2 separate regions of the Homo sapiens genome follow, and region 1 is linked to region 2. Evidence: chromatin contacts called from ENCODE Hi-C or POLR2A ChIA-PET data. All regions are on one chromosome and are shown on one strand. The core of a region is the stretch at or near the end of the contact, and the rest is flanking DNA. Distances in the headings are between cores, read along the strand shown. Region 1 has its middle 55 kb from the start of UGT2B10. Region 2 holds the start of UGT2B7 (UDP glucuronosyltransferase family 2 member B7).

What was found. A loop is a pair of places that touch in the nucleus more often than their neighbours do. ChIA-PET counts read pairs that join two places held with the same protein, here RNA polymerase II (POLR2A).
Region 1: a map of Caco-2 shows a loop between it and region 2 (10-fold over the local background). The contact joins the enhancer-like site here to the promoter of UGT2B7 in region 2. A Hi-C loop is called at or near these places in 3 of 168 maps with a recorded cell type or tissue (Caco-2, HepG2 and PC-3). POLR2A ChIA-PET finds 5 or more read pairs at or near these places in 1 of 52 experiments (HepG2).

What each region holds. Positions count from the first base shown.
Region 1 is chr4:68,869,117-68,873,311 of GRCh38, reverse strand. It overlaps the pseudogene LOC101930041. Among named protein-coding and RNA genes, the nearest start is that of UGT2B10, 55 kb to the right of the region's middle. Within about 2 kb of position 2,012, at least 2 of the 41 ENCODE cell types and tissues checked have a DNase peak (open chromatin) inside an H3K27ac peak, as active enhancers do.
Region 2 is chr4:69,094,924-69,098,875 of GRCh38, reverse strand. It overlaps UGT2B7 (UDP glucuronosyltransferase family 2 member B7), which reads right to left and starts at 2,402. Exons shown (of 6, transcript NM_001074.4): 1 at 1,635-2,402; 2 at 188-336. The coding sequence starts at 2,355. RefSeq lists an enhancer at 60-436.

The sequences.
Region 1 (4,195 bases), core at 763-3,262, 230 kb after region 2:
CTAGGGGGAGACATTGATAACATTAATAATTTGACAAAAGAGAATGTGGGTGCCAGAGGAGAAAAAAAAAAACTATTCCATTAGGGTGCCAAACAAAAACATGAAGAAAAATGATAACCTGGTATTCTTTAGGAGATTATTGCAGCCAAGAAATGAGTCATGATTCAACCTGCACTCAAAAACAAAAGTGACTTTTCTTTTGAAACAATGTCTCTCTCTCTAGTTGCTTTTCATACTAAAAAAAAGTTCAATTTGTGTGCAAAATAAGTTTCAGGATTATTATACTTGGCCTTATTATTCACATAAAGTTCAGCAAGAATTGTTTGGCCACATAGGCTCTTTTCAAGTTAGCTTTACTGGAACTTTACGTAAAAACGTTATTCTAGTCAAAGCCTTGGTAAAATAACTGGTGTCTCCAATTGTCCTATTTTAAAAATATATATTTTTTACTAAACTTATACCAATAACAATATTACCACACAATCAAAAGACTCATGAACAGTTTGCAAATTTTGGAGAACTCAGAGAGGTAAATTTGCTTACAAAAGCAAATTTTACCCAATTGCTCTAAACTATAAAAAACTCAAAAGAAAAATATTTCTTTGACTCCTCTTTAACTGGAGCAGCAGCTTTCCAAACAAGAAGGCATGTATTCACCTTTGAACTGCCATTCACAAGATAAGCAGCTCTTGTAATATGAGAGCTTTTTATTAAGCACTGTAGAATATAACAGCTCCTCGCATAGTCAGAGTCCATCCTAAGGAGAAAAAGAGGCTCCCTGTTCATAAATATGTCTTTCTTGCATCCCAGGTAGCAAGATTCTGTATAAACCATTTTTATTTTATCATGGAACTCTTTCAGTCACCATTATTTCTGCTAGCATAGAAGTAGTTTCAGTTAACATCCCATAGCAAAGCTGTAAATACTTCTCAAGTGGAAATTCTCTAGTCCAAAGTCCCAGTAATTGTCATTTGAAAGTGCTCACAGGCTTTTGCCATAAGCCCAAATAAACTTTCCACAAAGGGCTATGAAGTGAAGGATTTGTCTCAACCAGCACTTTAGCTAGTACTCACTTAGCTGTCCAAATAGCATTTTTCAAAGAGCAGGTTTACATGCCTTCAACTTTATACAACTACATCAGGAAAATCTCCCCCATTCAGATAGAATACCCATTTTCATAAAACATTTAGGTAAAGGAATCACAACCACCTTACATATAACCTGTTTAAACATCTCAAATTTCATAATCCTCTCAACATTTACAATTTTATGCTCTGATCCCAGGAGCTTTTCTTCTTTATCTTCAAACCAATTTACCTTTCTGGTAAAAAATTAACCCTCCCAGAAGAGGGTTGATCCAAGAGACTCAAGCCCTTTTATCAATTTTTTATCTAAACTTGCCTCAACATTGCGCAGGCAATGTCAGCTTTCCCATTAGATTACAAACTTTGCTTTAAAAAAAATCCAATCTAAGGCAAATACAAAAAAACTGGTGTAGGTCCCTATAATGTTTGAAGATCAGCAGGGGCTCCCTTTTGTTCACCCCACTTTTATAGCATTGTAAAAGCCTTTGTTTTTACCCTATCAATTTTTATTTTATTTTATTTCTTAATAATCATCTAAAGATTTCCACCATGATAGATGAGTCCTTTGACTCCCTTTTACCTTGCCCAATTTTTTAATTACCCTAATGTTTTAATAACATCGGTAAGATCCATGGGGGACAGCAAATTTGGGAAGGCTTCTCAAACAGCTCTTTGATTCTGCAGGAGTAATGTCACCTGGGATGCCCAGGTAGAAGGGTCCCCCTAAACCATAGCATTTACTATGACCAGGGTAATAGGTATATTTAATTGAATAATATTCTGGTCATCATAAAGCCAGTTCCATATGGTTTGCATATGAAGCATATCAGGTGCTTCATCTGGGGAACTCCACCTGGAATTTTACAGGGTGAGTTGGGCAGTCCATTTCTCAGGGTAATCAAACCTTATGGTGGCAATTATTCAGTCCACTGGGCTGCTTGTGAAGCTGGGTCACATATACTCCTCAGTGATTGCTTAATCGTGAGCTGTGGGACCTGCATAAACCCCTGCTTTTTCATTCTGTAGCATTTAAAATAAAAAATATTGCCCTTAAAGTAGCTATTTTTCCAGTCCATTATAGTAAACGTTTCTCAGGAAACTGATTATATTATTCTACAAAGGAGCAATTTCTTTACATTATACCCTCTGGGTTTAATAGTTAACTTCTTTTTCTATTTAAGTGCATTGGCTATCTTCTTGGTAACTACAGGTCTCAAAGGTAACTTTGTTGCCCTGGCTTAAGATGTGTGTGTGTGTGTGTGTGTGTGTGTGTGTGTGTGTGTGTGTGCCTGTGTGTGTGTCTAGCTTTGAAGCTAGTGGCCTGAGCTGAGAGTCCACATGTAAATTTGGTCAAGCCTTAAGGCAAAACTCCGCACTCTTTTACTTTCATTTTAGCGATTACAGATAGCAATAACCAAGGGAATTAACATTTTGTAGTTTTCTTATTAGTTTCCATTTTGTTATGCATTCACTGAACTAACTCCCTGGGAGTATGTCTATCATCCATCTCTAAATTCCACTGGTAACTTTTACCTTTGGTAACTGAATGCAGCCCAGCTGCAGCTTTTGAAGATGGGAGACCATGTAGCCACCTGAGAGTCAAAAGTTTCTTATTTCCTGAGTTTTCACTTTTCTCTTTATCCATCTGGTCATATATATATATGATATATATATCATATATACATCATATATATCATATACATCATATATATCATATATATCATATATATCATATATATCATATATATCATATATCATATATATCATATATATCATATATATCATATATCATATATATCATATATATCATATATATACACACACATACACATATATACACACACATACACATATATATATACACACACATATATATGTGTATATATACATATATATATATATATATGTATATATATAAATTTTAAGTTGACTCAGCCTCGAGAACACTTGGTCACAGGGTGGGGAACATCACACACTGGGGCCTGTCGTGGGGTAGGGGGAGGGGGAAGGGATAGTATTGGGAGAAATACCTAATGTAAATGATGGGTTGATGGGTGCAGTGGGCCAGCATGGCACATGTATACTTACGTAATGAGCCTGCACATTGTGCACATGTACCCTAGAACTTAAAGTATAATAAAACATAAAGAAAAAAAATTACATTTTCAATAGCAAAAATCACATCCTTCTGTTTTTATAAACCTCACCCAAAAAAACTTTTTATTCTACAACTATTTTAACTCTTTGTAACCTAAATTCTCAGTGACCATACTGAGGATTACTTAATTTAACATAACATGACTCAGATTTTAAACTATTGGAGAGAAATTTGAGATTAAATTTTCCAAATTAATGTTACCAAATATTGCTATAGTCATGTGAACTCAAAGGTATCCAAGCTAGCTTTTATTAGTGTGATAAGCAATTAACTTTTCTTTAAGTCAGTTGGTTAGAGCTCTTTCATATATTTTGATATTGAAATATCACTTCCACATGACACAAGTAATATATAGACATAACAGACATACAAAGGCAAATGTTGGGAACAGGCCCCAAAATCTGGCCATAAACTAGTCCTAAAACTGGCCAGAAACAGTCTCTGCAGCACTGTGACATGCTCTTGATGGCCATGACACTCATGCTGGGAGGTTTGCGGTTTACCGGAGTGAGGGCAAGGAACACCTGGCCCACCCAGCGCAGAAAACCGCTTAAGGCATTCTTAAACCACACACAATAGCATGAGCGATCTGTGCCTTAAGGACATGTTCCTGCTGCAGATAACTAGCCAGAGCCCATCCCTTTATTTCGGCCCATCCCTTTATTTGCCATAAGGAATACTTTTAGTAAATCTTATCACTGGCTTGCTGTCAATAAATGTGTGGGTAAATCTCTGTTCGAAGCTCTCAGCTTTGAAGGCTGTAAGACCCTTGACTTCCCACTCCACACGCTATATTTCTGTGTTTGTATCTTTAATTCCTCTAGCACCACTGGGTTAGTGTCTCCACGACTGAGCTGGTTTCAGCAGGCAGATTGAAAAATGTTTTTCATTTGCCTGTTTTCAAAAACTGTCTCCTTTGCTTTAGACTAATAATAAAAAGAAATGTTACAGA
Region 2 (3,952 bases), core at 1,153-3,652:
TACTCATAAAACTCATATACGTGTGATGGTATTAACGTGCACATGAGTTTCTAATTGGTATCTGCTTTACCCCACCCATTTCCCATCTTTCTTTCAGTGTAAGTCAAACACTCTGAAAGAAGACTATAGAATCATTTCTACTGAAAATTCAAAGCCAACAAAATAAAACCAACAAAAGTATGTTTACCTTAGGCAGGGGTTTGGCAGGTTTGCAGTGGAGTCCTCCAACAAAATCAACATTTGGTAAGAGTGGATATGGAAACTGAAAATTCCAGGAGTTTCGAATAAGCCATACGTCAGCTTTCCCCATTGTCTCAGATAATGTAGTGGGTCTTCCTGACAGGAATAGAAAAAAAAAAGGTGGATGACACAAGATAATTACTTTAGGTAAATTTCTGAAAGGGGTTAGAATAATGTAGGCAAAAATGTAGGCAAATATCTGTGCTTTGAAAAATATATACACATATTCATATATAGATATAATTTAATTTTATGTATTACATATTTTGCCCATGTGTATTTATAAGAAAGACAAAGTAGTAGGAGAATTGTGAGGTTAAGCTACATCTCTAATGTCGCATCAGTATGCTCATAATCATAAACAATTATTAAAATGAGCCATAGAAAGTTAAACAGAAAATTTCTTTTCTCTTAAAGCTTCAATAGTAGCATACGGACATTTAAACAACTCTTTGAGCTCCATAATCAATTAATTCTACTCTACCCATAAAAATAATTTTCTAAGAAATAGTCTAGTTTACACAACTCATTAAGCTAATTCTTTTATCTTTGGTTCAAGTGAACTGTGGACTATGTTGAGAGTATGGCTGAAATCCTTGTACCAACTACTCTTTTAGATTCAAGCTAAGATCTTAATAATATTTTTAAGTAAATATATTTGTACATTATAGCTAGAAATTTTTGAGAAATTATTGAAATAAAAATTTGTACTCAACCTTAATTTGTCTCATATGTTCTAATAAAGAGACATAGTTTCAAAAAACTATGTAGATATAACAACCTTCACACTTCAACAAGATGATTGGACTTTAAATTAATGATTTCCAATTCTTTCGTGAAAGAGTATAGAAACATTAGAAACTTCAAATTGCCCTTATTGATTTTTGCATCTGAGGTATAGACATTATCTCTCTTTACTGTGAAGGAAACCTTCTGGTAATATGGGAACATCTTTTGATTTCTAAATAAGAAAACAAGTTTACAAGAAAAAACAATTTCTGCAGTTATATAGATAGTTGTAGAAAAATGTGTAACTACTCATTCTAAATCTATGCATTCAGTAAGAAGTTATTTGATGGATTTTACTGTTTTTAAGATGTAAAACAATGTATAGTAAAACAGATGTGTAATTGCTTAAAGTCTTAGATGCACTAATGTATAGGTTTATGATTTCCTGGGGTGTTCTGTGTGAGTGATGGCCACAGGGTTTTAACTGACCCTGTAATTTAAGCTTTTCTATAATATTTGTGAGATTAATAGATCATCTTGTATTTTTGTTTTATAAATTCACTTACCAAAACCCCACTACCCTGACTTTATGGCTTTATATAAGCTCTGCTTCAAAGACACAAATAAGTTAGAGCTTCATGTTACTGATTGAAAAAAATACTTACCTAGAACTTCACTATAAAACTGATCCCACTTCTTCATGTCAAATATTTCGAACCAAAAGTCAAAGTAAAGCACATAGATCATATTTTTTACCCTCTCCATGAAAGTCATTTGATCAGTTAATTCTGACATAACAACAGGTACGTAGGAAGGAGGGAAAATAAATCCTCCACTATGCTTTTCAAAAGTGTAGCCAGGAGAGAAGCTGAGACTGTACACAAAGGGTATGTTAAATAGCTCAGCCAGCAGCTCACTACAGGGAAAAATAGCATCTGCAAAAATGACGTCAAATCTTGACTCTTGTACTTTTTTCATAAATTTCTTATTTGAAACTACATCTTTACAGAACTTTCTAGTTATGTCACCAAATATTGACATGATTTCCTGTACTTGTGAAAAATATAACCAAAATGTATCTTTTGGAAGGTCTGACCATCTCTTAATCTGTTGCATGATGAAATTCTCCAACTCAGTTTTAGTTAAAGATGTGGGATAAATTTCAATTTTAAGAGCGGATGAGTTGTTGGGATCAAAAAGAATGGAAGCTGAAGATGCCAGTACAGTCACCTCATGACCTCTCTGAATAAGCTCATCCAGGATTGTCTTTATATTCATCCAATGGCTGTATTCTGCTGCCCACACCAGCACCTTTCCACAATTCCCAGAGCTAAAGCAAAAGCTCAGTTGTATTAGCAAAATTACTGAAGTCCATTTCACAGACATCCTGGTGCAATGCAATGCTTGTTTTCCAGTTGCTGTTCCTTTCTGTCATTTCTCATGGTTATGTCCAAAGATAAATTAGCCAAGAAGTTAAAATGTAACCCTTATAAGTCAAAGTACATACAATATCATTAAATCAACAGTCTGAGCATGTGGATGGCAAAGAGACAAATGAAGGTAAATGATCTGTTCACACAGATGTGATTAATTTCCCTTTTATGTTTATGAGTGCTATCCTTCAGCTAATATCAAGGATCTTGTATGGACATGCCATCTGTCTTATGCAATATATTTTAGAAGAGTGTCCAGAACAGTAGCAGTGACAGATCTTGTTTCTGCAGTCCATTTGACACAAAACTAAAGATTAAATGACTAAACATGGTCCACATATTTTTGTAAACTTTGTTGACATGTAATTTAAATATCATACTATTTATCAATTATTGTGTAAAATTTAATGTTTCATAGTATATTCACAGAATTGTGCATCTACCATAACAATCAGTTGGAGAGCCCTTTTATCTCCCCAAAATAAGCCCTATAGTCCTTAGCCTTTTTCTCTCCACCCCTAGTTTCTGCATTTCCCCTGTCCTAGGTAATTGCTAATTGAATTTCTATCTCTATAGATTTGCCTATTCTGGACAATTTTTAATGCATAGAATCATACAATATGTGGTATTTTGTGACTGGCTTCTTTTATGTAACATAATATTTTAAAGGTTCATTTATGATATAGCGTATACATGTTGATTCTTACAACCATCATGTAAGATATTGAGAGTTTCAAGATGACACTATCTTTTTAAACTTTGTTAAAGTAATCAAAGATAAAGAAAGAAAAAGAGAAAAGTAAACCAAGCTTGTAGTACATTCAGCATTAATCATTAGGTTAGCTTGTTCTCCGACTCACTTCCTCACAGTTATTTGGCTGTTGTCCTAGAATTATGCAGACCCTGTTACAAGACTATAGTTCCTCTTAATCCTTCTATAAATATTAACTTAAACATTATGAAATGATCAACTTTCCTTTTGAGGTATTCCTTCAGGTCCAGCATACTGCTAAAACTACTGACTCGGCTGGTCTGAAGGATCTCACTGATGTCAGCTGATCTGAAAGACTTCACTGATGCCAGCTGATCTAGAGGACCCCACAAGGAACTGACTCAGCAAATAATGTAGTTTCTTGTTCTGATGACTTTACCCTATTACCCTGACTAATCAATTACCCAAATTTTCCAGCCTATCACCATCTATGATCTCCTTAAAACCTCCAACCCAGAACTCCTTGAGGAGCTGGATTTAGGGTTCTCTTCTTATCTCCTTGCTCAGTGCCCTGCAATTATTAAACTCCTTCTTTGCTGCCAAATCTGACGTCTCAGTGTAATTGGACTATTATTGGACAGTAAGCATATGAAACTGTTGGTCCTATAACAAAACTTTAATGGAATAAGTAACTGCAAATATAATAAAACTAGAAAGATAACTATAATTAGAAGTGGAACTTAATGATGTAACAGAATTGATGAAATCTCATGATAAAACAAATAAGTGAGGAGTTACTACTTTTGGAGGGGCAAAGAAACTTGTTTCCTGAGATGGA